2 separate regions of the Homo sapiens genome follow, and region 2 is linked to region 1. The links are chromatin contacts, found by Hi-C or POLR2A ChIA-PET in ENCODE. All regions are on one chromosome and are shown on one strand. The core of a region is the stretch at or near the end of the contact, and the rest is flanking DNA. Distances in the headings are between cores, read along the strand shown.

Region 1 (2,839 bases), core at 232-2,731:
AACAAACAAAAAACAAAAACCACCACCAAAAACAAAACAAAACAAAAACAAAAACTCCCTCCGCAGGCAGGAGATGTAAACACGCCAGCTCCCCAGCCCCACCTGTGATACCTACTGGCCCACATCCCTATTAGGACTCCCTGGTTCTCCCCAGTTCCTGCAATAAAATACAGAGCAAAATAGTGTGAAATTGATTAAACTCTACTGTTATCACTTCTGCCATATGTGACTGGCTCAAAACTCAATGGATCTGACTCAGCAAAAGACAAAGTCAAAATTTAAAGTTACTGCCTCGGCATTTTGCAAATGTCCTAGAAAAAAATTCAACGTCCTAGAAAAAGGTGAAAGCTAGCAAGATACTCTCAACGCTGTAGGAGTTGAGAAAGGGAGATATGTAACCTAAAATCAATGCATAGGGCTGGGCTTCATTTGCACCCACAAATTCCCAGCATACGCCTGCTATTTTTATTTTTATCCTCATTAGGTTTTAAGCTTCCCTGCTGCTTTCAGAGTCTTAAGCCCAAGTCTAATTTTTTAACGGATGAAGAATGCTGTTTAAAGGTGCTCAAATACCTTGGTTGGATAGTATGCTCAATCCTTATACCTTGGTTGATTCAATTTTGACAAATGCTTCCATTTACTAGTTGGTGACCCAACTTTAATCTTACTAGTGGCTTGACTAGGGTAGCTAGTATGACTTTGAACGCTATATTGAATTTAATGTGGCAACTGTAATGAGCATTTTACGTTATCTCACAACAAAATGGGGTAGATATGGTTCTATTTTATAAGTGACTGGACTAAGGTTAACCTGTCGGTCACACAGCTTGTCGGCAACAGACTTGAGTTTGGATCCTAGTCTGTTTATTTCCAAAGCGCTGTTATTTATCGGGAGCAACCCTAGGAGAATGCCTAGACACACACCCAAAAAAGCAGCCAGGCAGCAGAACGCGGGGTCACACTTCGACCCCTCAGAGAACGATCGCTCCCAATCAATACTACGTGCTCAGGAGCTACAACTGAAGAAGCGTGATCACGGCCTTGGCATTTAGGGCAGGCACCAGCGCATCTATGGACCGCGCACAAATTCCGGGGATGCCGAATTTGGGGGATGCTAAGGGGAGAGAGTGGGTCTCTAGCAGCGATTGGGGGCTCAGGAGCAGTTAGTGACAAATGAGCACCCGAAAAGTGAAAAGGTGACAGCAGTCCGCAGGTGCATCTACTGGCGAGCCTTCTCCATCCCCGAACCCAACCCTCCCCCGGGAGAAGGTCGCGCCAGGAGAGAAGCCGCGCGGCGCTTAGGGCAAGGTGCAGAGGGCGGCGCGGCGGTGCAGCGAGAAAGACGCGGAGAGAGGGCGCTGCTCTGTGGCTCTGCAACCTTCCGCCAGCTCCCACGCTTTCCCCGCGCGTCCCCGGCGCCTCCTCGCTCCTCTTGCTTCCCCGCGACCCCTGCGTTCCCGTGCGCGCGCGCCCGCTTGCCTGTTTCCTGTCGCCGTCGTTGCCCGGGCCATGGCGACCTGCATTTGGCTGCGGAGCTGTGGGGCCCGGCGCCTCGGGTCGACGTTTCCAGGCTGCCGCCTCCGCCCCCGCGCCGGCGGCCTGGTCCCTGCCTCCGGGCCTGCGCCCGGCCCGGCCCAGCTCCGCTGCTACGCTGGGCGCCTGGCGGGCCTCTCTGCGGCGCTGCTGCGCACCGACAGCTTCGTGGGCGGCCGCTGGCTCCCGGCCGCCGCCACCTTCCCCGTGCAAGACCCGGCCAGCGGCGCCGCTCTGGGCATGGTAGCCGACTGCGGGGTGCGAGAGGCCCGCGCCGCCGTGCGCGCTGCCTACGAGGCTTTCTGCCGCTGGAGGGAGGTCTCCGCCAAGGTGAGAGAGCCCGGATGCAGGGGGCCAGAGCTGGCCGGGGACACGGCGGGGAGCAGAGGGGGCTTTACCCCAAAGTGACACCAGCCGCGTCGCCTCCCTCCTGTGCTCAGTTCCCCAGGGTATACAAAGTGGAAAGTCAGAGCAACAAGGGAGACGACCGACAAATAAGTTTGGAGCTTCCACTTTGAGCCGGGCACTAGGGACACGACCCCTGCCCTCAAGCCTCATCAAGTTATGCACTGCCCAGTAGGGGAGGCAGAACGTGAGCGCCTAATACAAGCGAGCTGCTTGTTATGGTCAACAAGCCTAACCGTGGAGGGGCGGGGAGAAAGGGGAGGGGTGTCAGGGAAGTGAGAGCACGTGTGGCCCTTCAGAGTAGCTGAAATATCTCCGCAGCTGCAGGGAGCCCACGCAGGAGGCTGCTTCAGCGGCCCTTGAGAAGGCTGGTAGTGAGGGCCCCTGGCCAGAATCATGGGATCGGAAACGGAGAGAACTGTAGAAAGATTTGGGTTTTGTGCAGGGGAAGAGAGAAATCCAGGAGCGTTCTCCAGGTTTTCACCCTAAATGGATAAATGCTGCTATTGGCCATTGCATAGAGAACACTGGAGAATTGGGAGTAAGGGGTGGAGGGCCATTAAATGGGAAGAATAGAGTAAGAAGAAAACTAAGAAAGTAGTTTCTTCCTTCTAATATTATATTATTAAACCTGGAGTCAACGCAGTGAAATTTTTTACCGTGTCCTTCAAAGCTCTCCCTCTGAAGGAATGCATCCAGCGATCCCTACGAGTACAAGAGAGTCTTAGCACTCATTCATCCATCAGCTGTTTACTGAGCACCTGCTGTATGCCCTGCACTGTTGGAGGTGCTTGGGATACCTCAGTTAAACGAAAGAAGGATTCTGCCCTTATGGAGCTCACATGGGGTGGAAGGGGAGCAGAAGAGAGATCAGAACTCTAAACAACAAACATAATATCTA
Region 2 (2,839 bases), core at 239-2,738, 140 kb before region 1:
GAATGTAAAATTCTACCTGTCCTATAATGACCACCCCAACCAACTCTCAACTCACAATTCCCACATAACTTTATTTTTCTATGCACATATCCCTTTGTAGCTTGCATTAAAATTGTTAGTGTGCAGGTAGTCCAGTTAGACTGAAAGCTCCTAAAGACAAGGAATCATGCCTTGCTCATCTTTGTTCCCTGAACTGACGGTTTCTTAATTCACTGAACACTCACTATGAGTGAGCTCAAGAGCTGGGAATAAGGACCCCTGCCCTTGAAGGTCTAATCACGTTGCTGGAGACAGACAGTCGACAAATACAGTCAGCCAGTAAACTCTTCCTGCATTATGCTAACAGCATAAACATGCAGGGGGTGGGAGCAGGGTCACAAAAGTGAGTGTTGTCAATTCTACTTGGAATGAAAGGTTGAAATAATTTAAACAGTACGGGAAATGCAGAGCAATTTTCTCCTCTGGTGACAATATAGTGTCCAACACTTGGAAGTGATTTTTAAGAATGTTTATTTAAATTAAAAGGATGGATTTCCAAGGAAAAAAAATAAGGAAAAGGAAAGAAAAAACTGAACAGAAAACGCAAAAGTATCAGTTTGGTCACTAACCTTTGCAAGGATACCTTTTTATTTTCTTTAAGATTCCTGTTGTTTATACACAGATTTTAAGTTTACTCCTACTGCTGACCCAAGTGAAATTCCTTCTCCAGTCACAGTGTCAACCTCTACCCCCCAACTGCAACGAGAGTTTTGAGGGGCATCAATCACACCGAGAAGTCACAGCCCCTCAACCACTGAGGTGTGGGGGGGTAGGGATCTGCATTTCTTCATATCAACCCCACACTATAGGGCACCTAAATGGGTGGGCGGTGGGGGAGACCGACTCACTTGAGTTTCTTGAAGGCTTCCTGGCCTCCAGCCACGTAATTGCCCCCGCTCTGGATCTGGTCTAGCTTCCGGATTCGGTGGCCAGTCCGCGGGGTGTAGATGTTCCTGACGGCCCCAAAGGGTGCCTGAACGCCGCCGGTCACCTCCTTCAGGAAGACTTCGAAGCTGGACACCTTCTTCTCATGGATGACGACGCGGCGCCCCGCGTAGAAGGGGTCCCCGTTGCGGTACACAAGCACGCTCTTCACGACGGGCTGAGACAGGTGGCTGGACCTGGCGCTGCTGCCGCTCATCTTCCCCGCTGGCCGCCGCCTCAGCTCGCTGCTTCGCGTCGGGAGGCACCTCCGCTGTCCCAGCGGCCTCACCGCACCCAGGGCGCGGGATCGCCTCCTGAAACGAACGAGAAACTGACGAATCCACAGGTGAAAGAGAAGTAACGGCCGTGCGCCTAGGCGTCCACCCAGAGGAGACACTAGGAGCTTGCAGGACTCGGAGTAGACGCTCAAGTTTTTCACCGTGGCGTGCACAGCCAATCAGGACCCGCAGTGCGCGCACCACACCAGGTTCACCTGCTACGGGCAGAATCAAGGTGGACAGCTTCTGAGCAGGAGCCGGAAACGCGCGGGGCCTTCAAACAGGCACGCCTAGTGAGGGCAGGAGAGAGGAGGACGCACACACACACACACACACAAATATGGTGAAACCCAATTTCTTACATCATATCTGTGCTACCCTTTCCAAACAGCCTAATTTTTCTTTTCTCTCTTCTTGCACCTTTACCCCTCAATCTCCTGCTTGCTCCCAAATTAAAGCAATTAAGTTCCTGGATGTAGTTGCCCAGGTTTTTCTTTGCTGGAAGATAAATGTGCAAAGCCAGATGCGGTGGCTTACGCCTGCAAATTCCAGTACTTTGAGGGGCCCAGGCGGGAGGGCTGCCTAAGACCAGGAGTTCTAGACCAGCCTGGGAAACACAGGGAAAGCCCCCGTCTCTATAACGCGCCTGTGATCCCCTGAGGCAAGGAGTTTGAGACCAGCCTGACCCGGTCTCTACAATTAAAAAAAAAAAAAAAAAAAAAAAGTAGGTGGGCAGGGTATTCGCCTGTGGACCCAGCTATCTCGGAGGCTGAGGCGGGAGGATTGTTTGAGCCCAGGAGGTCGAGGCTGCAGTAACCTATGATTTTGCCACTGCACTCCAGCCTGGGCGACACAGCAAGACCCTGTCTTAGAAAATAAAATATATATTTTTTTTATATATATATTTTATATATTTTATTTTATATATATTTTATTTATTTATTTATATATTATATATTTTTATATATAATATATAAAATATATATTTTATATATTATATATAAATATATATATTATATTTATATATATATTTATATATTATATATAATATATATAATATATATGTATTATATATATTTATATATATAATATATTATATATTATATATATTATATATTATATATTTTATATATTATATATTATATATTATATATTATATATTTTATACATTATATATTATATATTATATATTTTATATATTATATATTTTATATTTTATATTTTATATATATTATATATTTTATATATCATATATATTATATATCATATATTTTTATATATTATATATTTTATATATTATATATTATATATATTATATATTTTATATATATTATATATTTTATATATTTTATATATTTTATATATATTTTATATATTTTATATATTATATATATTTTATATATTATATATTTTATATATTTTATATATTTTATATATTATATATAATATATATTTTATATTTTATATATATTATATATTTTATATTTTTTATATATATTATATATTTTATATTTTTATATATATTATATATTATATATATTTTATGTATATTATATATTATATATATTTTATATATTATATATTATATATATTTTATA

What was found. A loop is a pair of places that touch in the nucleus more often than their neighbours do. ChIA-PET counts read pairs that join two places held with the same protein, here RNA polymerase II (POLR2A). Pooled maps may share reads with other maps.
Region 2: a loop to region 1 is called in a map of naive thymus-derived CD4-positive, alpha-beta T cell, with 13 times the contacts of the local background. The contact joins the promoter of DCDC2 here to the promoter of ALDH5A1 in region 1. A Hi-C loop is called at or near these places in 1 of 168 maps with a recorded cell type or tissue (naive thymus-derived CD4-positive, alpha-beta T cell) and 11 of 50 pooled maps. POLR2A ChIA-PET finds 5 or more read pairs at or near these places in 2 of 52 experiments (CD4-positive, alpha-beta T cell and WTC11).

Annotation. Positions count from the first base shown.
Region 1 is chr6:24,493,488-24,496,326 of GRCh38, forward strand. It overlaps ALDH5A1 (aldehyde dehydrogenase 5 family member A1), which reads left to right and starts at 1,482. Exons shown (of 10, transcript NM_001080.3): 1 at 1,482-1,863. The coding sequence starts at 1,510. It also overlaps a transcript of GPLD1 not described here. RefSeq lists a silencer at 1,488-1,877.
Region 2 is chr6:24,356,571-24,359,409 of GRCh38, forward strand. DCDC2 (doublecortin domain containing 2) reads right to left here and starts at 1,489. Exons shown (of 10, transcript NM_016356.5): 1 at 888-1,489. The coding sequence starts at 1,180. KAAG1 (kidney associated DCDC2 antisense RNA 1) reads left to right here and starts at 333. Exons shown (of 1, transcript NR_174942.1): 1 at 333-1,715.